Linked DNA regions of Mus musculus: all the other regions are linked to region 3. The links are chromatin loops, found by intact Hi-C in ENCODE. Cell type or tissue: heart. All regions are shown on one strand.

Region 1 (8,000 bases), 130 kb after region 3:
TAAGGAAAGAGAGACCTTGCAGCCTTAACCTGGCAGTAATCAAAAACAACAGGGAGATGACGTTTAGCCCTGGGTGGGGTCCTCAGTACCACCCACTTCCAACAGAAAAATGATGAAATGTTTTCTTAAAAAGGAACAAATACATAGTCATGAGAAGAGTTCCCAGTGCATCCCCTTATGGGAAAGCCATAAATTCCTGCTGCTTCTTCTCTCTTGGGCATAGCAAATATGTCTGTGGTGGCCCTGGGCCACCTTAATTCCTTATAAGGAAGAAAGATGAAGTGGAAGTCCTGAGACTTCTGGCTGTTCTTTCCATAGTTAAATACTTGTAGTTTATTTTTTTCCCATTAATTTATTTATTCACTTTACATCCCCATCGAAGTCCCTCTCTCCCAACCTCTCCCTCACACAGTCCCAATGCCCCCATCTTCCCTTAGCCTCTGAGAAGGAGGAGGCCTCCTCTGGAAACCAACCCACATCTGCACCTCAAGTCACTGTGGGACTAGGCACATCCTCTCCCACTGAGGCCAGACAATGAGGCCCAGTTAGGGGAACAGGATCCACAGGCGGGCAGGCAGAGTCAGGGCAGCCCCTGCTCCAGGTGCAGCAAATATATATATATAACTCAGAATATGTACGTCCTCAAGTCCACCACTTTTGGTGAAGACTACTAATGTGATTCAGAAAAGCTAAAAATATCGAGCCAAGGCAAGGCAGGCAAATGCAAACCTTCTTGACGTCAGTTCCTCCCAGTTGAGGATGGGTGGGTTGTGAGAGAGAGAGTGGAGGGATTGATGGTAGAGAACATTGTGCTACACAATGAATAAGCACGGACTGCGACTGCAGCTACAGAACTGAGAGCAGAAACAGACAGAAGGCTGTAGGATGCCCCCAGAGTGACAAGGGTGGGGTGGGGAAAGCTGGAGGACGCCCCTCAGAGTCACTAGGGACAAGGCTGGAGGATGCCCCCCAGAGTCACGGGGGGAGTAACCGTGATTAAGGAGATATGTCAGCAGTAGAGACATACAGGTAGGTGGGCAGAGCATTGAAAAGAATCTGGAAACAAACTCGCATGTGTGGCAATTTAGATTCCTGAAGCGATCAGTGAGCCAAGGATGTGTTTAACATCTTTAGTATTTCTTGATGATGATTGTGCTTCATGTGTCTCGTTAAATCAAACCTTGCAAGGTTTGTGATAATTACACTGTTCCTCTAATACCTTTCCCTCCCTCCCTCCCTCCCTCCCTCCCTCCCTCCCTCCCTCCCTCCCTCCCTCCCTCCCTCTCTCCCTCCCTCCTTTTCTCCCTCCCTCCATCCCCCCCCTCCCCAGCATCTCTCCTCTGTGTTCTCTCTGGCATAGTTTCATGTAACTTAGGCTGGCTTTTAACTCACTGTTGCTGTGGATGGCACACACACCTCTTGTACCTCCCGCACACACGTCTCCCTCCCCATTCTGCTGTTACAGTTCCTAACCACCGTACTCTTGGCCTCACACTAGGCGGCCGCTCTGCTTCCTGGGCTGCGTCCCCATGCCTCTAAGTTATCTCCTAAATATTCTTTGGCTTTCCATTATACTTGAGTCTTCAATCAATGGAGACAGAAATGCAGATTATTATTTATGTGTTTTCTACAGGGGAAATCTCTTGTCTCGGTCTGATACTCATGGACTAATCCATCATTAATCATATTTGCATGTATTTCTGCATGTTCCTGGGATGTCAGTTCTGGCTTATATAAATTTCAAAAAGATGCCCAATCTCATTAGTCGCAGAAATGCACACTAATCCATTTCAGATTCATCAAGTTGGCCAAATCAAAGCTTCTAATAACGTTAGGTGTTTACACAGGCCCAGCATTACTGCTGGAGCGAGACTCACAGAGCCACTTCAGAGAAATTCAACACACTATCGGGAATTCAGACTCTGAGAACTGTCAGTTCAGATCCTAAGCACATTCCTCAGAAAGGCCTTCCTCACACGTACACCACGTACACCACGAGGCATAGTCTATATATGCTGATTCTGCAGCAGCACTCACGGCCTGCGAGCTAAAACTCTGGAGTAGAGCCAAACACCTGGCCAGACAGTGTGGCTTCACACTGCAGCTGCACTAGCCTCAGTTCATGTGCTAACGTGGAGAAAACTGAAGTTAGGCCAGGAGTGAAAAGAAGCCGTTGCCAGATGAACAATATAAATTACAGACAGAAATGTTAAAGGATATATAAAATAGTGATAAATGTTTTTTTAAAAGGCAAGGAATGAGTAAGCATTCAGTATGATGCTCATTTCTGCGGAGGGCTGAATGTACAAGGGGTTGATGCTACATTAAAAGGATTGTCAAAATTGTATCTAAAAATTGATGTCTATATATACTAGATAATTCATAATGATATTTTATAGGAAATAATCACCATATTATGTTGGTACAGTAGCCTCAGAAGCCAATGAGGATGGCTATGGAGGCTCTGTTGAGGCCTTTAATAGGAAACCTATTTCCTTCTGTCAGAAACGTAGGATTCACCTCTCGCCCTGGTTAGACACAGACCGCTCTGATCTACCTGGGAATAGTTATAGAGATGAGCCTGTCTATCGCCTTCTAGAGACTGCCACCCAGGAGGTCTGAGTCAGCTAAACCTCCTGAGAGCCCTCCTGAGGGCAGTCACTCAGGGAGCCACATCCTCTGCTAAGACTGCTTGATTTTCTGGGCTACTCAGAAAAACAATATTTTTTTTTTCATTTTCTTCCTTTTATCTCTTTTCCCCAGATGTCAGCATGCTCCCACTGATAGGCTGGCCTTCCTTACTCTTAGTAATGGCTCCATCCCTATGCCCTGTCCTTATCTCCCCTCCTTTTTCTCCCCCCTCCCCCCCCCCCGCAGTTGCTGAATTTACAGGTTGCCTACCCTTAAAATTAAAAAACAAAAAAACAAAAAAAACCCTCCTCAAGTCTGCTTTTAAAATTGTGCTTTAAAGATAATTTTAAATTCTTTATTGATGAGACCAAAAACCCAAAGGGAAAACCCCAATTTCTCCGATAATATATGGCATCTAATGCGGAGATTCCCTAAAGTTTCCTGTAATAATACAACAAGAATTATAGGAATTAATACTTTTTGTGCTGTATATATGTGTTCTTGTGTGTGTTTTCCTGTGTCTATGAGGGTATATGCATGTGTAGTTGTGTGCATGTGTGCAGGGCAGGGATAGGAATGGGGGGGAGGTGTGTCTGGGAGTTCAGAGTCAGCACAGGGTGTTTTCTTCTTCAAATGCTATGTACCTCTCTTTAAAAAATTTTTTTTATTGCACTTTATATACTTATTTTGAGAGTGTGTGTGTGTGTGTGTGTGTGTGCGCGCGCGTGCGCGCGCACATGCGCTCAGGCACTCGTTTGAAGGTCAGGGGATACCTTAAGGGAGTCAGGCCACTCCTCCCAGCACGTGATCCCCGGGATCAAATCCTAAGGATCAAACTTGGCAGCAGGTACCTTTACCCACAGAGCCATCTTGCAGCTCAACACCAGGCAATTTTATTTACCATTTTACAGGTTCCTTCTGGAAACTAGATGCCACAGAAGCGTGAAAAACCCTTGGCAACCTTCCAGAACAAAAGCAGCGTCCAGAGCGCTTTAGCGCAGGCTCGGTGGCTCCTGATAAGCCCTCTGCCGCTGCAGATGGCCAGGGCCATCTTCCTGCTCAACATCCCCTCTTTCTTTTAATTCTTAGGGGTTTGTTTGTTTGTTTGTTTGTTTAAGTATGAATCTGAAGCTTACTGATGAGCTAGACTTAGTGGACAGTGAGCCCCACCCAGGAGGTTGCTAGAAATACAACGCTTGCTGCCAAGGCCAGCTTTAGAGTTGGGGATCTTAACTCAGATGCTTAGGTATTCACTGCAAGCAAGAATTGTTTTTAAAAGGCATCATGGAAAAGGGCTAATGTAAGTATAGTTGCCAGGAAAGCAAAGCAGGGTTTCTAATGGCTCCAGCAAGTGGAGGATTGGGGCAAGGGAGCCGAAAGAATATAGTGAGGGCCAGGACACTGAGAGACAAACCAGTCAAACTTTCAGGGCAGCAAAAGGGACAGTCAGGGACACTCTGCAAGTGCTAGCTTTGCCCCGGGGAGGGAATGCTCTCGCCTAACTTGTGTGCCTGTGCAAAGGTGCGTCCACCCACCGTTTGCTCAGGGAGGAGCACGCTGATGGTGTGCTGCTCCCCAAGCACGCGGCTATTCAATGCTGTCCTTATGTACTGTGTTGGTACAGGTTGGGGACACTGTACCCTCTAAATAATTTTCATTCTCATTTTCCAATGACTGCTTTATAAAAAGTCACCTTAAGCTTTTCTATAACTTCTCTCCACATTATATATCAAAATCAGTTGTTTACTGTAGTTTCTAGAAACAATTACTCAAATCAAGCTGCGAATGTTCTTGCTAGACTTTCTACTCTCCTCTCCTTCTCTTTTCTCTCCTCTTGGAGACAAGGTCTTGCCCTGTAGCCCAGCTGACCTCGAACCCTCAACCCTTTCACATCACCTTACCAATCACTTGTGCTGTGTTTTTTTTTTTAATTGACTTCCTCGATGCCCTAAATTTTGTTCCTAGTTTGATTTATTCCTTGCAGTAACTAAATTCAATGTTGTTCTAAAATTTGCAGAAAACCATTATTGAACCACATCAGAAAAACATTAAACCATTAAAAGATCTTCTCCAGCTGGAACAGTTGTAAAATTTCAGTTGTTCCTTTCCTTCCAAGGTCAGCTGACATGAAGGGACAGGATGTTTGCAGTCAGCGTGCCTTAGCACGAAGGGACACACAGGGCAGCGGCCACCATGCTTGTCCAGTGGGGCTTCCCTAAGGAGGCTGTAACTTCCACAGTCTATCCCAGCCTCCCTTGCTGTCCTGATTCACATCATCGTCCCATTTCTTTGCTCATCTTCCATTCTCTTTCTCTAGAAACAGCCCCACCCACAAGATTACATTTATGAGGCAGTGTCCCAAGACTCAGGAGTGACGCTGGTGGTTCACCCGCGGGCGGTCAATTTCTCAATTTCATTCTGACACCGGCACTCTGGCCTCGCTCATTGTCAGCTCTTCAGAGCTTTTCCTGGGCTACTTCTTAGCGGCTCTGTTTTCTGGGAACCCTTCTGGTAGACAATGGGGAAACAGAGAGGAACGGATCCAGTCTACTTCTGGCGCTGAGAAAAGCCTTCCCCTGGCAAGAATTCAAGCCTGGGGGGGGGGGGGGGGGGACTAGAAAGAAAGAAACAAATTGTTCAACCAGATACTGGATTGAAGGAAATTACTTCAGATATTGGCAGAAACCTAGCAACCTTTATCACGTAGATTCAGGCTATTTTTAAGGTGGATCTCCTGATTTGTTTTGGGTCTCATCCTAGACTTCACTCTCCCAGAAAAACCTATGAAGCTGATCAGAGAAGCAAGATGATCGACTCACCTGTGTGAACGGTCGATTTCTGAGTTCCTACATTTCTGCTGAACATTATAACAGGTAATGCCTGCCTTTGAGGTGGTTCATAAAAAGCCGTGTCTACGCAGGTAGGACAACTGCAGTAAATCGCTAGCAGCATTCTACCGCAGGAGGTTGGCTCAAAAGTGTTTATGTTTACGGTTATACAGAAAGAATGTGCCAGGGAGTTGTGGCTAAGAGTGTGTCGTGCTCTTCCAGAGGACCTGCGTTTGATTCCAAGCACTTACACTCGAGCCTGGCGAACATGGCTTTGGCAGGCCTTGCCCTTCTCCTCCATTCCCCCTGTCTTGCTAAAGCCCCTTAGATTATATTCCTGAAGCTAGCCACCAGATCCATTCCCTTATTTGGCCACTTCCTCCTCCTTAGGCTGAATACCAAAGTCCAGCTTCAAATGCATTGAAGTTGAGCAATCAAAAGCCACCTTTGGCTCACATAATTAACACATCAAATTAAAATTAAACACCTCATCTTAACAGGGCTTTTCCCCTTTTACTGTTATAACCCGCCATTTTCCTACAGGCCATGCCTGTCTCCTCTATCCAGAGGCAGTCATTTGTCCTAGGGACAAATACTGTCCCCCCTCTCCCTTGTTCCCTTCCCCTCTCCCTCTTCCTCAATCTCCCATCATTGTTATTTCCTGCCCTCTGTCCCTCTGAGGCAAATAATTTTCCTTTATGCTGAGACCTTGGTCTTACAGGTCCTGGGCTTATACTTTTCCATTCATACATAACAAAAATAAAATTTAAAAAGGAAAGTGTGTTTGATATTGGTTTATTAGCATTCATAATTATTATGAACTGATAAGACTGGAACATATACGCTAAATATGAAAATAAATTCATTTTATTTGTAGATCTAACAATAATTCTGGAGAAGTCTAAAGAAAATCAAGTCATAAATTTAATAAATAAAATCATGAAGTTAGCTAGACGTGGTGGCACTGTTATAATCCCATAGCCTAGGAAACCAGCATCCAGGAACTGAAGGCAATAACAGCATTGTGACATTAATCCAAATCCCAAGAGCCAGAAACAAGTTTTAAAATCTGTAAGTTCATGTTTCTCTTGCAGCTAATTTTGAAGCCATCAAGAGAGTAAAGTAAAAATGATTTTGTAAACTTGAATGCTCTGAAACATAAAATACAGTTATTTATCTGCTTGTCTTCAATCAGCAAAAGCAGTGGGACACTCCCACATGCTGGCGGATGGACAGCCTGAAGCAGACAGGCCTATGTGAACAGACTTGCAGTCACTCTTTCCCTTAGATTTTCTTGTTTTGGCCTGCTTTCTTTCTTCTCTCTCTCTCTCTCTCTTTCTTTTTTTGAAAGTTCGTATTTGGCAGAATATAAGAAGATAAGAGATACTTGTCAAATACTTGCTTAATCATCTATGTCCTCCTGATGAAACGAAAAATTTTTTTTCAAAGAATGATTGGATCGGATTAGACAGCATGGCTAAACAATAGAGAGGAGGAAAGGTGCTGGTGGGGGTGGCTGTGGCCAGGAAGAGGAGAGTGGTAACAGATTTTTGTGAACCAGTGGCCATTTCCGAGCTAATTTGGATGCACAGAGAGTTTGAGTGATTGGAACATCCTGCAGGGTTTCCTTCTAGTTCCTTCTGAGCCTCCCTCCTGCCCTGAGGCTTCATGTGGCCTTTCTTTTTTTTTTTTTTTTTCCTTTTGGTCTTTTCAAACAATAACAAGAAATGCTGGGTAGGTGTGGACCTTGCAGTTGCAGGGCTCATTGTTCTCTGTCCAGTGAGAGTGGCCGTGGACCTGGTGGTGGACTCAGAGAGGTCCAGCCCGTGATCCCGTGACTGCTGGCAAGCCATGAGGGAGACACGGCTGGGGTTTATGTGACACAGGACATGTTTTCCCCCCATCAAGGGCAAACAAGTCAAGTCTTTGTTACCTCACCTTTGGAAAATTAAGCTGTCCCGCATCTGAGACTTCGAGTGGAGCTGCTGAAGGTGTGACTATATAGTGGAAGAATTGTGGCTGTTTCTTCAGAAGACAGAGGGCAGGGGATGGGTAAACTACAGAAACTGACTGCGGTGACACTAAAGGGGGAAAAGAAATAGAAGTAATCCCGTTTCTTATTGTTAATGACTTAAACACGCTTAGGACCACATAGGAAGTGTGTGCTGGTTCCACTGATGGAAAGACAACATGCATTGATTTATTTTTCAAATAGTAGAAAAAAAGCTAGCCAAACTACCTCTGTACTTCCTAGGTTTATTCTTGTAAGGAGTATGAAAATGGAACAATCTGGACACCACTTATAACGCCTTTCTCTTTACTTTGTGAGACTCCCGACATGGCTGGTGAGAGGAGGGCTCATCTGACATGTAAGGCTGCTAAGTAGATTTCCCATCTTCTCCAAAGGGCCTCTCCCAACAAATACATTGTTGACACTGCCACCAAACCAAAAGCCGATGGGTGAACTCTCCTTGTATGTACCTTGTCCCTCACTGGTCATCCTGGAACACTTAGGAAGAGGAAGCAGACAAAACCAAGGCC
Region 2 (8,000 bases), 190 kb after region 3:
AAGCTCAGGTTCCAGGAACAAGTTACATCTTGTTAGGCCAAAAGGACCCCATTGAAGAGTCCAAGCATTACAGGATATTAGTTATACCCCACAGACTGCTGGTAAGACTTCATTGCTGAAAACACTTGTTTATGTCATTGAAATGGAGAGGTTGACCTGGCGCCTAACTCAAATGTTCACCACTCTTGGCTGGCATGCATGGCAGTGGAAGGTATTCTATGGGTTCTTAGAGGCAAAGGTGATCATCAGTATCACCTAGCTACAAACCCTGGGACTTGGCGAAGATACATTCACAATACCACCACAGTAGCACAATACCAACCACTTTTTAAACTGGATTTTAAGGCACACTCCATGAAATGGAATCTACACCCTGCTAAAATAGCCAAGAACTTGAGACTAGATGATTCATAGGCCTAAAGGAAAAAAAAAAAAAACCTACTACTATTATTCTACATAATTCAAGAGTCTAGGGTAAAACCTACTGTTATTAGTCTTCTAAATGGACTTATCAATAAAATGACTCATAAGGATGTTTGCTATTTATGTAGATCAGTGCTGCGCAAAGCGCTCTTCAGCAAAGCTTCCTCCTTCCAGTACATGGGAGCTAACAAGAGACTAACAGATGGACAATGTTGAGAGGATGAAAGACTTTGGAACGCTCGGTCCTACATGGGATGTCTTTGCTGAAGGCCTCCTCTCACAGCCAGGAATCTATGCAGAGGATGCAGGAAGTTTGTGAGAGCTGGAGTGATGGGCAGCTCCATGGGAACTGTGTTGTCCAGACACAACAGGACCAATGCACATACCAGCTCAGAGACTGCAGCAGCACACACAAGACCTGAACAACTTCAGGCCAGACAAGGCTCCAGCACTGAGAACAGAAACTGGACATGAGGTCTCACCCTAATTAAGAAGCTATCTGTAGTTGATACTGACTGGCAAAATGAAAATCAGTTTTCTCCACTGGAGTCTCACTGTGTAGGTTTATGAAACACACTTGAGTGCACAGTCCATACCTAGGTATGGTTGGCCAACATAAAATGAACCCAATGGTAATTATTATTTTTAATCTTATTGTATTTTGCTTATTTTGATTTTTGTGTTTCTAGGGTTTTTGTTTCTGTTTCTTGTTTGTTTTGTTGTTAGAGAGAGAGAGAGAGAGAGAGAGAGAGAGAGAGAGAGAGAGGGAAAGAATGTAACTATGGGTAGGGGACCTGGAGGAATTGAGGGAAGGATAAAACATGATCAAAATACATTACAAAATGTCTCAATAAAAAAGACTTATTATTATTCTATGAGCAGAAATTTCCCTTCCTTTATAAGGCTGACTATAGTAATTTTATTGTGTGTACATGCTATGGGTGCGTGGTCATATATGTGCCTGTATGGCTGTGGGTCTATGTTGCTCTTTCCTTGACTTGCTGATGGACATTTGACTTTTAGCTATTGTTAATGACATTTTGTGAATGTTATTGATGCCTTTGCCATCCTTCTTTCGCTCTGCAGACCCACACAGTAATTCTGTTTTATATTTTTTGAGTTGTGCCGTGTCTTGTGGCAGGTGTGTCATTATGCATTCTCATCAACCACTCCCAGATTTCCAGTTCATCTTCTAAACGAATTTTTTTCCATTTCTTTTCATGTCCTGAGATTTTTATTGTTGTTGATGTTGGAAATTGGGTACTTACATCTAGTATTATCAGATTGCAGCAAGGTCTTAGGAACTGCTTTTCCTGAAAAGCAGCGACTTTTCGCTTGTGTCCTACAAATGCCACAGATACCCCTGCGTGATTCACCGTACCTGACACATGATATTTTTGCCTTCGTTTTTATTTACCCCCTATACCTTGGGTCTGACTCCTATTCAACTCTCTCTATAGAAGTATTAAAATATTAATGTGTTTCTGGCAAGGTTGTCAGTGACAGTCAGCTGTCAGTTTTCATGTCTAGCTCCAAATCCCCTGGTATAGTGTCTGGAGGTGTCCTATCATTGAGATAAGCGTAAAGTAATCTTGAGTTCCAAGAACAGCTTTGCCTCTCAGGCATATCACTCTAGGAAGACATCACCCTGATTAGGATGGTGTGGAAAAAGAAAGTAAAGCTGCCCCCTAAGCAGATCCAGTCATAGGGATTTTCAGACTGTCCCTTTCCTGGTAAGGACTGAAGCCACCTTGCAGGCCCAGGCCTGAGGTCACTTTCAGTCAGTGAGCACCTTGACAGAGAGGGCTTTGTAATGTATAATGCTTGCTCTGCCTCAACTTTCCCTCAGTTTACAGCTGAGGCTCAGATCCATACACCTGAAAATGGGCTGTGATGCTCAATGCCCCCCCCCCCAGCCTTTACCAATGTGGCCATATTAATCACACTGTTTTCCTGACTCTTCATAATTAGTTTTCCATCTGATTTCTGGCTTGTGTGCCAGCCTCAATGTTGAGACCTGGCCCAGAATCAAACCTTTGCTGGAGCATTAATGGATGGGATTTACATATAGGTCCTTCAGTCAGTGTGGGTTTGCAGGTGAGCGGGATGGGCTTGCAGGTGAGAATCTTCTCAGGTAAGGCTAGAGGAACGTTAGGTCTCTCAAGAATACGTTGTTACAGATGACAAGAATGCTCCTCTCTGCTGCCCCTCTCTCTTATCATTTTCCCGATGACACCACCTACTAGGAGCTCAGCCAACTCTCTGGGGCTGTACTCTCTTGAGCATTCAGCCTCCAAAACTGGTAGCCAAATAAATTTATTTCTTTATAAATAAACAGCCTCAGGATTTTCGTTAGTCTAAAACATTTGTTTTAGACTAAAAATTTCAGACACACTGAGCATTATAGTACATACCTATAACCCTAGCAGCACAAGGCACAAGAGGCTGAGGCAGAATTGTAATTCAAGACCAGCCTGGACTACTTAGTAAGAAATGCACACACGCACACACGCACTCGCGCACTCGCGCGCGCACACACACACACACACACACACACACACACACACACACACACATGCACGCATGAATGCTATGGAGACCAGAGATCTTTTCTACAGCATTGTATGCACTGCTGAATTACAACAGTCCAGGACAGGGCAGAAACAAAGCTTCATGCTTTAATCATATGGAGATGAATAATTTCACTGTGTCTAGGATTACCCAAGGTCTTGTATGCCACAGCGGACCTTAGTATGCAGACTTGGTAAGTTCATGGACATTGGCTTTTTTATCATGCATTATTAAGAAAGATCATATTATTTGTACCAGAACCAAAATAAAAGTAATGCAATTTGTTCTATTATCTTCACAATTACAAGTACAAAATTAGACACACAATAAAAGTATCATTACACAACTTTCTAAGTCTAAAAAGGTTTTATTTAATCAACATAACCATATCCAATAAAATGCATCTTCAGAAAAAATTAATTGCTTGCTTATTAGTGGAAAATCATATCTTTAAAAAAAAACAATAAATCCGACTGACTATTGTAGTGTTTGATGCAAATTTCCATCCAGGCCTCTTCCTTTGGCTCATGCCCTTTCATAAACTCTTGTGGAAGTCACGCCTTTCATAACACATTCCTAGACACAGGCACAAAATTGACATGGTCAATCAGAGAGATAACAGCATGGATTTAACTTTTTACTCTCGGTTTTGGAAATGAAATGATATTCAACAATAACAACAACACCAAAACAAAACAACAACAACAACAACAACAACAAAAAACCCACAATGTGTTCTGGAATCTTATATTATATTGCTCATTCATCTCCAAGTATGGTAGTTTAGGGTGGTACAAAGACCAGGAAGATTCAGGTCCTCCTTTCAGGGAGCTAGAAAATCTGCACGGTAAGTGAGTGCCACGAGACAAAATACACAACACAGTCCCGTGATGATCAGTCTGTGATGCCAGAGAGGAGGCTGGGATTGCTTTCTAGGGGAAACCGTGTGTGGGTGGAGCCTGACTGTATGGGAGGGTGGAGCCTGACTGCATGGGAGGGTGGAGCCTGACTGCATGGGAGGGTGGAGCCTGACTGCATGGGAGGGTGGAGCCTGATTGTATGGGAGGATAGAGTGCACCTCAGAAGGGGCAGAGTACTTTAAGCAAGTGAGAGAACCAGGATTCAACCCTCAGCTTCAAAATAAACATATAGTACAAATGAGCCTTTTTGTTCTACACAGCAAGTGCAGTTTCTAGAGTTCTGTAATGTTCTCAGGCTCTATAGCTGAGTATGCAGCGTAACTCACCACCACCAGCTTGTCACCATCTCGTTTTCTCTTTATTGTGGTCGACTTTCCATCCCACTTCTGCACCTGCACCAGGGCCCCGCCATCTAGGGTTATGATGCTCTGTGGGCACAGTGAAAAGAGACTGCAGTTTGCACATGGAGGTCAAGACTGAAAAACATGGAACCTGGGTCCAAAGGACTATTCTGATGTTCTCAGTAACTCTACAGGACAAGAACATAATCCAGCAAGAAGGTATAAAGAGAAACACATCTTGAAAAAATAATGTAGAACTCATGTATATGTATATCTACTTATATATTCGGAATAGAAACCGAAAATAGAATTGGTTTTTGAAAAAAAGGATATACTGTGAAAGAAGTTAGATGGCAGACACATGCAGGTGGGCACGGTAATGTTATGGTGGGTTTCTTGCTTTCAGCCTCGCTTTTATAAACTTCCCCTAACGTTTTACTGCTCGAATTTACTCCACATGCACTACTGTATGACTCATAAAACATGCTAATCATTGTGAATATCGGGACAGCTTAAGAGCAAGAGGAAATGCGCCCTCTGCGCACTGACGGAGCTGGGTTAGGTATGGGAGCTCCGAGGCTGTCAGTCCACCAAGGGAAGCTTTTGTCCTTCCCCTTGAGCTGAAGTCGCTTCCTGCAGGCCGTGGAATAGAAGCCTGGCCCCCCTCACTCTGCATCAGCTCCTTGTTCCTCACCTTCACCTTCCTGTCGTCTGCGGTGATTTCATCGAATTCCACGCCCAGTTTGAAGGAAATCTCGGTGTTTTTAAAAGTACTCTCTGACCGGATGGTGACCAAATCCCCATTTACGCTGATGATCATGTTGGGCTTGGCCATGCCTGCCACTTTCCTTGTGGCAAAGCCCACTCCTACAGGGAGAAAGAGAACGCATGTAAAGCTAACATTTGTGTGTGTGATGAAGAAGACACCAGGGTGCCGGAGGCTCCTTTGATGCTCTCAGAACCTGTCATCCATCCAGATTTACTGTGCCTGTCTGCTAACTACACTCCTTCAGATAAGTCCTTAATTTCAACAAGAATGTATTAAGAGATTAAATCTTCATATCTCGATGTCTATGTGTTTTATATAGGTCTGTATGTCTATATTTATTATAATATGCTAATAATAAGTGTATGTATATTATCTCTATTTTCTATTTGTGATTGAGGCAGTTTGACCATTTTATTCTTTCTTAATTACTAAAAGTTTTTTTTTTTTTTAAAATCTAAGTCAAAGGCCAGGCCTCACTTAGAGTTATTGTGTTAAAAGGTCATCTATTTTTGAGTGAACAAAAATCACATTTCACAACACTTGTTGCCAAATTTAATTTTCTAGGCTTCTTTCCCATATTACTCCCTCATGAAATGAATTGTCTGATTAATTTCTGTAGAGTGAACATGCTGTTTCACATTTCATGTCCTTTTAGAATGGTGATCGCATTCTCAACAATCAGGAAACGTAAAGCAGACTGGGTAAGTATCTTCTGAACTCAGGAAATCAGAATGTCAGTGTATAGAAAAGTTTGGAAACTAACACTCTGCATCTCGGTCCCTTAAGCTGTGAACTTTGTTTGTTTAGCTTCCCTGTGGAGGGTGAACAACTTAGAACCTTAGTCACCCTGTCGGCATGTTACACAGAATCCTTCTGTCTCGGGTGCACTGACTCCTTCAACACAAATGCTTAAATAAAGGCTATGTCTTTGACAAAAGGTGACCCAAAGCTAGAACTAAGGATGAACTGAGAGACAACCACACCACAAGATAAATGATGCAGAGGGTACGACTTAGTTCTCTGTCTAAACAGTACCACAGTGAGGAAATGGTGTGTCTCTGCCTTGAATTGTCACTCTGCCACACAGCACAGCATTCTGTACAATCAATCAGCGCAGGAAAGGGACACAGCACTGGGAAATGATTGCAGAGAGACCGTGCCGGGGACAAATAACAGCTTCACTTGTGTCTTCATTTTTATCTGACTGCAGAAGCCAATACCTGCCTACTCTGCCTTAATTACGGTTGCCAGTTCCACTCAGGAAATATCTACTGCCTTTAATCATGGGTCTCTCACAACTTAAGTAGTGTCATTATAATTTAGATAGGAATGGTAGCAGTATGAAATGTTTCAAGTGGTCAAGAGCTAAAAGTGTCTCAAGCCCTGGTATTTCTGGCTCAGTGCATAGTAACTACCACACTGAACAGTAAACAGTCGATGGGCTAAGTCATGCTGAAATTCCCGATATTCTTCTTGTCTGCAAACAAGACAACAATATTGACAGACAACCAAAAGTTCCCACTGTATAACTGAGGGAAGGTTTGCAGGTTGAGGGGAGTCTGTCCTAACGGAGATACTCTGTAATATGGGGAGGTCAGGAGAGAGGGCTTCAAAGCAGACGCTTCCTGATGAAGTACATCGCTGGCTGGGCGATGGCCCCTCTATACGGATAGGCAAAGCTGTTTGGCCACACAGCAGCCTGTGGGCAGTGTTGACAGGACATAGACCGTTGTGAGCCCATATCGTGGGAAGGGCAAGTTCTATGTGTGCTTTGCATGCCCTGCTTTCCTTCTGAATTACTCACAAATCTATGACATCACATATCACTCTAAACCAACGAAGAAACCTTTAAGTCCTTGAAGGAAAGTATCTCCGGAAGCCAAGCTTTTGTCAACTGTAAAATAATCACACATTCTTAGGCCTTGACATTGAGACAGAAAAGAATTTGCTAAAATATATTTTCCAACATGATTTGTTTTCTAAGAGGGGCAATATCATGACTTCAGTTTTAAGTAAAAGTTGCCCCCATCCTTTAAAAAAAAAAACAAACGGAAGGAATATTTTTCTCTTTAAATTATTACAAATTTTTCATGTAAAAGGAGATGTTGAAAACAGGCAAGTAGCCAAATGAACCTCAGAATCGCAAGCTTGGCAAAGAAGGCCACATCTTGTCGTTCTACAGAGAGTAAAAGATTGTCCTGTAGACTCTTTCTTGCGGGTTCACCTGGAGGGATCACGAGCTTGAAGCTTTGAGAAAACTTCTAGGACAGACTTTTTCTTGTGGCTTCTACATACACCCTCCATGCGGGAAGCAGCATTTTCTCCCACCACAGCTCCATCCTGTCCCCCCGGGCTGCAAGGCAGCTGCAAGCCCTCTCCCCAGCCCGGGGGACCCCGACCCCCACAGCACTCACCCACTTCTTTCATGTAATCATCGAAGTTTTCACTGGAGACAAGCTTCCAGGTTCCCACAAAGGCATCACACATTTTGTAAACCTTCGAGGAGGAGCTGTCTTCCAGGTGAGAAAGGCTGCAGCACAGGAGGGTGCTATGAGCCTCTGAAGTCCAGATAGCTCACTTTTAAAGATGCCCTGACCATGTGACTGTAGGAGTGACCAATGGGGGCCAGATCATTTCCTTCATGACCAGACCCTGTATGTTTTCCTCTGAGTCATGTTTTTAATAGAAATTTCTCAACTTTGGTTCTCCCTGGCAATGATCACTGGACTTAGAGTACAAATTATTTTTAACCATGAACAGAGTATTTTAAAGGTTCCTGTTTTGACTGTCAAAAGCTAATGCATTGAACTTCCCCCCATTATTCCTTATGGATTTGCCTCATTGTGGAGGAGACAATTATCTTGGACACATTTGACCTTCTTATCTTGAGTTTTTATTTTATTAATACTGCAATAATGTGTTTAGTTCTTCTGAATTTGAGAACATAAAAACTATCTTAGAGATTCTTAGTCTTAA
Region 3 (8,000 bases):
TGTGAGAGACGCACCTGCTTACACAACAGCTGCTAGGGTGTCTGTAAAGGAAATCACATTCCGTGTTCCAAAGCTACCTACCTGTGTCCACAAATGAGAACACAGGCCATCCGTGCTAATCAAATAAAGCCCGGGAGAAATACTTCGCTACTACCACTAGGTGGCAATAGAGTGATTTTTCAGCCTTTCCCTTCAGGGTCATGAACTGAGTCGCGCATAGATAGCTCAGAAACTGCGCGGGCCTCATCTGTTCTCAGGTGGCCAGAGGAAAAGCCTCAAGGAACGCTCGAGCCTTCATTTCTTTCCACCCGTGGAAAGCCCTGCTTAAGCGGGCCATTGACACGTCCCTGCAGCTCTAGTGGAGGAAGAGCTGGAGGAAGTAACACAGGTGCTACGGTTTTCAAAGGAGAGACCTGCATGCTTAGAGTTGATTTAGGTGAATCAAGAGTCTAAGGCCTTTCCTATGGATTCTTGTTGGCCTCTTCAAATCTGACCCTTAACTCGGGCTCATTCCGAAAGAAATGTGCACATTGTTGAAGCCATCTGAATGTGCCTAAGAAAATACTAAGCTTCTAACCCTAGACATGGCCAGTGGGCTAAGTGTGAGCTGTGGTCAGGGACGCATGAAAATCTGAATGTAACTACTAGGTTTGAAGGCGGCATCTATTTCAAAGGCAGGCTTTCGATTGTGTGGAGAGTATTGAGCATGTTCGAAAGAACAAAACAGCAACTTCGTAGTGAGATGGGAGCCATACTGTCAGATTAATGTATATGTCAGAAACAGTCACAGCCAATATTTGCAATGTGGACTGATGTATGAAATCGGGAAACGCAGGACACAGTGTGTGAATGCTAAAGACTGCAGTCGTGGTTCTGTGTACACATATTCACATAACACATGCACATGGACACATGCACACATGCACACAGACACACAGAAACTTGTAATAAAGGGGATGTAGGCCGTGGAACTTCTTGCAGCATGGTAGAGGCTTGTCAGATTTTAATTGTGTGAGGGATGATACAATAATTAGTGTCTTGGCAGGGTGGCTGTGGCCTCTTCTCTTAGCTTCCTTATAAGCATCATGAACAAAGGACAGGCAGGTGTGGTCCTGTTTCACAAGATCTTTCGTGAGAAACTCCTCAGTGCGATTCCAGTTCTACTACTCCGCAGCACCGGCTCTCTTAGCCTCGTCTCCTCTCCTGTGAAACTGGGATAACTTCCTCAGGAATCGCAGGCATTAAAATTCATCCGTGCAAATGCCAGGAAGGACCACAGAGGGAGCAGTAGAAACTCAACAAGCTGACCTTGTCTCCGTGGTGATAGCCCGTCTGGGTGGCGACAACTTCATTTCAGCCCATGTTACCTCCAATGAGGTGTGGGAGCAGGCAGGAAGATTCTGTAAAAAAGACAGTCTGAGAAAGGTCATTCCACACACAGAAGGGAACTGATGGCCTCAGTCAGTGGGATGTCGCAGCTCAGGACACATCAATATATGTATGGCCTTAGTAGAGAATGTGGCACTTCATGTATGTATGGCATATTTTGAGCTGGTCTGAGAAGCTGCAGGCCTTTGGATAGCTTTGAAAGGACGTACTTTAGACAAAGAAAATCATAAGTATAAATTGTCGTGCATTTGTGTGTGTTTGTGTGTGTATGTGTGTGTGTTTACGGGCCTGCATGTGTGCACATGTATGTGGAAGCTAGTAGTTGACATCAGCTGTCTGCCACGACAGGATCTCTGACTGACCCGGAAGCTTGCCAATGCCGGGTGGGCTGTACCAGGGAGCTGCAGTTCTAGGTGCAGACACAGCAGCAGCTTTTGTGTGGGTGCTGTGGATCTGAAGGAGTCTTCCATCCTGGGTTCACTTCCTCAGCTGCAGGGCAGCGTGACTGCAGTAAATTCACTTAGAGTTATTGTATATATCCAACCTAGTAAAAAATTATGGCTCAGCTGCCCTCAAACAGACTTAGGACATTTACATTGGCCTGTGGTTGGGCAAATTATCTAATACAAACCTGAATCCTAACAAAGCATGGACTATCACAGGTGGCTTACTAAAAATGACACTGAAAGTGAGGATCAGTAACTGTGTAATGACAACTTCCGCAAGGGTGTTGGCCACACCTGTAATGTCAGCATGTGGTAGCTGGAGAGTGATGGTCAGGAGCTACTAGCTGCATATGGAGTTAGAGGCTAGCCTGGGCTACATGACCGCTCCATAACCTTTACTCAATTCCTCTTCTCACTGTCTCATAAAATGTGCTCCCTTTGTCTCCCTGTATCTCTCCCTGCCTCCCCTCCCCACACACTCAGATTCTGTGACTGGCGATGGCATCTAACTGTCAGCGGATTGTCCTTGGAGCCTTATGTTTTGTGGGACTTCAGTGCATATCAAAGTGATAATTTTTTTTTTATAGTCAGTATATTCTAGGCAATTTACTAATTCATAGCTGGGCCAGCCACCCTCAAAGGATGGAGGGAAGTAAAAGTTTTGATCCCTGATCGGGGAATAGAAGCTAGTAAGATTTTTCAGGAAGTGACAGTTACCTAAGCTGAAACTTGCTAGTGTAGTGGAGAAAACAAACTTGTAGAGCATTGTAATCTCCCTTAGAGACTGCTGCCAGGATTGTCTAGCATGCACAGACAGACAACCAAGAGGCCCCAGTGAGGCCCCAGGAGGCGGGAGGGTGGGGTCAGAAGGTTCTTTCATGAGGGAGTAGGATGTAGGGCTAAGGAGATTGCAGTTTATTAATTCAGTAATCAGCCATTCAATTCCTATAGCGCCAAGCGATGGCTAATTTGTTCCTCCCAGGTACTTATCAAAAGCAAATGGAGGCGGCAGGACAGTGGGACCACGGCGCGCAGGCTGTCCTCAGATGGCGCGGGTGGGGGTGGGGGTGATCCCTGGGCCCACGGGACTGTGCCGCAGCTGTCACTAAGGGAGGCACAGGGCGCGCCAGACGAGTCGCAGCTTGCAGGAGCTGCGGGAAACGTGACGTCCCAGTCCGGCGCAGCCAGGCCAGGGTGGCACCTTCAGACCCCCCAGCACAGCCCAAGGCGCACAAGTCCGGGCGTGGCGAGGGGCGGTACCAGGCTGAGGCGCGCCTCCTATTGGCTGCCCGACACCACCCCCACACCAAGGACGATATAAGCGCAGATGGCGCCAGGAGCGGAACAGCGCCCTCGCCACCGCGTCTCTGCTGCTTTTGTGCTCTCCCTCCCACCATGGCCAGTCTTAAGGATCTCGAAGGGAAGTGGCGCCTGATGGAAAGCCACGGCTTTGAGGAGTACATGAAAGAGCTAGGTGAGATTTTATCGCCGAACCCCTCCCTGGCTCCTCATCCTTGTGGGGATGTGTTGGTTCCCTTCCACCATGCGATCGGGGGAGCTGCAGGGAGCACCTTGCGGCAGTTAGGATGGAGTGCCCGCCTTTGTCGCCGGCTCCGCACGTGGTGGGTCACCCCGCTTCTCCCCTTTTCTGCTTCTTGCCCCCGAAGCAGCCCCTCATTGCTTCCGGCCCTTCACAGGTGCGTGCCAGCGGTACTGCTGTGAGCCCCCTACAAACAGCCCCTCAGTTGCCTCTTAATGTTATCCCCACTTCTCTTCCTATCCTCACCTGTGCCACCGTCCTGCCCCATCATCCTCCCCTGGCGTGGCAGCACTCACTCTCCTTTTCCCTTTGCCCCATCTTTTGTTCCTCGATGGCGCCAGTCCCCTCCACCCCATCTCCGCCTCAGAGAGGACACCGCGTGGTAGGGCGTGGTTTCTGCAGAAGCTCTTTAGAGGCTATGAATGATGCTGCTTATATCCCTTTCTCTGCAGCACGTCTCAGGTCCTCTCCTCGCCGCACTGGCTAGGCGTGGCGCCCGCGGCGCTGCACGGTCGACAGCTGGTGGCATGTGGGCGAAGTGCGGAGACATCCATTGTGCATGGTTGTTGTCTTGCGACCGTTCTGTTCTACTTCTTTCTCTTGATTCTGGAGGGTGAGGAGCAAGGAGACTTGGGCCTGGCTGGAAAACTATAATCAGAAACTGCTGTTGCTGGGCCGTGGCTGCCAACTGCTACAAGATGGGTGTGGCTTTGCAGCAAGCACTTGCTCCTTAAAGCCTAACCAGAGAGTGGGCAAGGTTCAAATTCACCCTCACTGGAAATAGTGCCTCGTTGTCTGTTGCCAGTTTTGCCTACTCTTAAGATAGGGATGCATTGGTAAACACAGAACAGACAACGAAATCGACACTTGTCACAGATGCTAGGAAGTGGGATGGGGTTAACGGAAAGGTACTCTCTCGGAAGAGGTACTGCTGGTAGGAGGAGGCAGCTTCAGGCGCTGCTGTTCACAGTATTCCTCCCTGGTTAAGAACCAGCCTTAATTCTTTTAAACATTCAGCACACTATGGGGCTAAGTCTGGCTCCTGATGAATCCTGTTTGTGCTAACGCTATTGTCAGAATGTGGATGCATTAGGGGTTTGTGTCTTTCCTTGTCCACAGTGGAAAGCCGCACAGGTGTGAGTGAGAGCCAGTAGAGAGCACTGTTTGAAAGCAGCTGGTGTTTATGCTGTGAGTGGCTAGTTCTCCAGATTGTGGCCTTAGGAAGGTTATAGGCCTTACCCATAGGTTCTGGGCAATGTAGAGGGGAGCACAGCAGAAGACTCACAGGGACACGGGAGCCTGGCTGAGCATCCTGCTTGGACGAGTGTCTCCTTTCTTGTGAAAGTATCCCAGGTTCCTTATGAGTGTTACCATCAAGGACACGGACATAAACCACTGCATAACCCAGAAATGTGGAACTCCATACTGTGAATAAACAAACCACACAGCATAAAAGTCAACCAGATACTCAAATCGTACAGTGTTTCCAGATAGCAGCACGTCAGGTTCCTAACATACAGAACAAGCCTTACCATGGAAGCTCACATGGTCACACAGCTTTGAAATGTTTGTTCTTTCCCTGGGTGTGTTTTCCCTCTACTTATTGACACCAGAGGCATGCCACTCACTTAAAATACTGTGCTGTTTGCATTGAAAGCTTATTTTAAAGCATCTACCAACTGTTTTTTTTTTGTTTGTTTGTTTGTTTTTTTTTTTTTTTTTTTTTTACTTACATTGTTGTTTTGAGAACACGGTCTCTCTGCAGCTTAGGCTGACTTTGAACTGTTGACCCTCTTACCTCCATGTCTGGAATGCTGCTGGAATTACATGTGTGTGCCACCATGCCAGTCCTGTCATTTAAGGTTAGGGAGTAAAGTCTTGCCTGACTTTCTGAGGGCCAGTAGCTCAGTGGCTAGTAGCTGAGATTAGAGTCTTGTTGTGAGCGGGACTTGCCTCGAGTTCTGCCACTTCTGGCTAAAGCCGGGCTCTCATCTGTCCAGTGGAGACATCACCCCTGCCCATCCCCAGCTCAGGATGACCACGAGGCTTACATGTGTAATGGGAGCAACATGCTAGCTATGCAGGTCGGTGAGTGAGTGAGTGAGTGACAAGAGGCTGGCCAGTGGGATGATAAGGAATGAATCCTTGCTTATATTGTACAAATTATGTCATTTTCCATCCCACAGGAGTAGGACTGGCTCTTAGGAAGATGGCTGCCATGGCCAAGCCAGACTGTATCATTACGTGTGATGGCAACAACATCACGGTCAAAACCGAGAGCACAGTGAAGACGACTGTGTTCTCTTGTAACCTGGGAGAGAAGTTTGATGAAACGACAGCTGATGGCAGAAAAACTGAGGTCAGCTACAACATACTGTGAAGCGACAGAAGCTTCTAGATTTACAGATTAAATTGCATTAACAATGTCTGTACTTACTGCCAAGGGCTGACTGAAAAAACTACTTTATGGAGTTGACTTTTGATAAATTAGTAAAAGTCCCAGGACTAAGAAATGAAGACATCTTATGAGTTTCTAGATCGAAAAGCACATAGTTGTATTGTGAACAAAATCAGTATGATGGGGTGGAGTTCAGAGAGGGAAAGGCGAAGACTTGTTGGAGTGGTGTGGGTCGTGGGGGTTCCTTCACTTTGGAAGATGATGAACTAACTACCCTGTATTTTTGCAGACGGTCTGCACCTTCCAAGACGGTGCCCTGGTCCAGCACCAGCAATGGGACGGGAAGGAGAGCACGATAACAAGAAAACTGAAGGATGGGAAGATGATCGTGGTGAGCATCAAAGCACTGGCACCATGCTGGGATTGGGCCTGCAGCCACAGTTGTCATAACCATCTCGGGTCATTGGTTCTTTAACAAGAGAAGGAAACTTAGGAGGACAATACTGAAAATAACAAGTTAGAAACGAGAGTCCTCATTGCTGAGGCAGCCCTTGTGGGGACGGAGAAGTGATGGGATTCCCAGGATGTGGCTGCAGCAGAGCCCTGAGAGCTGGCAGGCCACCGAGCAGCCCTCTCCTGGTACATTGATTTAAGTAAGGGATATTTGCCAAAACACATGAATAATTTAGAGATCATATCCAGTGCTTTAGTCTGCAGGGCAGCAAATATACATATAAACAAAACAGCAGCTCTAGGTCTTCTTGAGTTTGAATCCTGAGATGTGGTTTTTCTGTTAGGTTGGTTACAAGCGTTTATAGGATTCTGCCCACAACACATGCTCTGAAATGTACAGTTGGCCTGAGACTCTATCTTTCTTCTCCTAGGAGTGTGTCATGAACAATGCCACCTGCACTCGGGTCTATGAGAAGGTGCAATGAGGGCTTCCTCGTCATCCTGGACAGGAGTTAGCTGCCAGAGTGAATATGCTCAATTCAGTGAGCGGTCAAATGCAACAAACAGCTTCACTTCTTTGGTTTTATTTTTCATGACTGTTGAGTTCTCTTTATCACAAACACTTTACATGGACCTTCATGTCAAACTTGGTTTACCCAGGATCATTCCTTTGGTTAGTAAATAAACGTGTTAGTGCTAATTTATGATATGTGTGTGGGTTCTTCAAGGAATTGAAAATTGGTGATACATTATAACACTTAGAAATTGAAAAGCTCTCTGGTATTCTTCAGGATCCCTTATGACTGATATATCCTAGCAACTTGTAGACGTGGCCAGCTTCTTTTGCAGTGAATACATGCCCCGTCATTTAAGCTTGCCTTAAATCGTTTGAACTTTGTCAACTCAATAATTGAGACTATTCCTATCGAATGATAGCTACATAAATTTTATAGAATAAAGGGAGATCCAAGCTTACAAATGGTGTGATTATAACATCTGCGAACGCCAACGGAACTCCTTTAGAGTATGGAGGACCTGCCATGTACTGAGATCCGCTGAGAAAATCTGAACCCTGGACACGTGCAAGGACAATCCCAGCTTTAATGCTGGTCACAAGTTATCAAAGCTCTACAGCTCTCGGGTCTTTCTGTGTGCATTTCCACCCAGAAGTATGTGATGTACTACCATGTAAAGAGTTGAGTTTTAGTGAAACTCTCTTGCATTTCTTGGTCTCAAACACAAATACCCACAGTCGACATTTGAGAACTAGGTACACATTCCCCAGAACAGCGTCAGAGGGGCTGACTCTGTTATCTGCATTCTGCAAATATGGGAAAGGGTGTTTGACTAGCTAACTTATTCAAGGACACAGGAAGTAGAGCTGGGTTGCAAAACCCACTTTGCTATGTGCACTTACTGTATTTGGTCACTCTCAGCATGGTCTCTTCCTGGAGTGGACAGGGACCCTGACCTTAAAGTCTCTTAGTCAACTTGGATTTTTCTATGACCACCTCCCACATGCTGGCGTCTCAGAAATTACCTATAGTTAGTCAGTCCTGTATTTCCAGTGCTCAAGCAGTTGGACCACGAGCTTCAGGTTAGCCTGGCTACATAACATGACCCTATTTCGAAAAGAGAATTCCTGGGGGGCGGGGGGTGGGGGGAGGGTCTGGGGGACTTTCGGGATAGCATTTGAAATGAAAATGAAGAAAATACCTAATTAAAAAATAAATTTAATAAATAAATAAACAAATAATCTTTTAAAAAAAAGGAA

Evidence for each region. A loop is a pair of places that touch in the nucleus more often than their neighbours do. Peaks named below come from ENCODE experiments on the same cell type or tissue, not always from the same donor. Only the 100,000 strongest peaks of a DNase experiment are listed, where the experiment ranks them.
Region 1: a loop joins it to region 3, with 5 times the contacts of the local background. A loop is called at or near these places in 4 of 42 quality-filtered maps.
Region 2: it touches region 3 in a loop (5-fold over the local background); 5 of 42 quality-filtered maps call a loop at or near these places.

Annotation. Positions count from the first base shown.
Region 1 is chr3:10,138,359-10,146,358 of GRCm38, forward strand. No RefSeq gene overlaps it. Among named protein-coding and RNA genes, the nearest start is that of Pmp2, 42 kb to the right of the region's middle. In heart, a CTCF peak has its summit at 7,260; DNase peaks (open chromatin) are centred at 4,933, 7,253 and 7,923; H3K27ac peaks cover 1,416 bases.
Region 2 is chr3:10,201,001-10,209,000 of GRCm38, forward strand. Fabp4 (fatty acid binding protein 4, adipocyte) reads right to left here and starts at 7,616. Exons shown (of 4, transcript NM_024406.3): 1 at 7,439-7,616; 2 at 4,950-5,122; 3 at 4,241-4,342; 4 at 3,342-3,570. The coding sequence starts at 7,511. The coding sequence ends at 3,520. In heart, no CTCF peak of the experiment used is centred here; DNase peaks (open chromatin) are centred at 3,981, 5,001 and 7,581.
Region 3 is chr3:10,009,410-10,017,409 of GRCm38, forward strand. Fabp5 (fatty acid binding protein 5, epidermal) reads left to right here and starts at 3,176. Exons shown (of 4, transcript NM_010634.3): 1 at 3,176-3,309; 2 at 5,562-5,734; 3 at 6,063-6,164; 4 at 6,658-7,201. The coding sequence starts at 3,231. The coding sequence ends at 6,711. In heart, CTCF peaks have their summits at 165 (motif pointing right) and 3,185; DNase peaks (open chromatin) are centred at 202, 3,112 and 3,672; H3K4me3 peaks cover 2,993 bases; H3K27ac peaks cover 2,460 bases.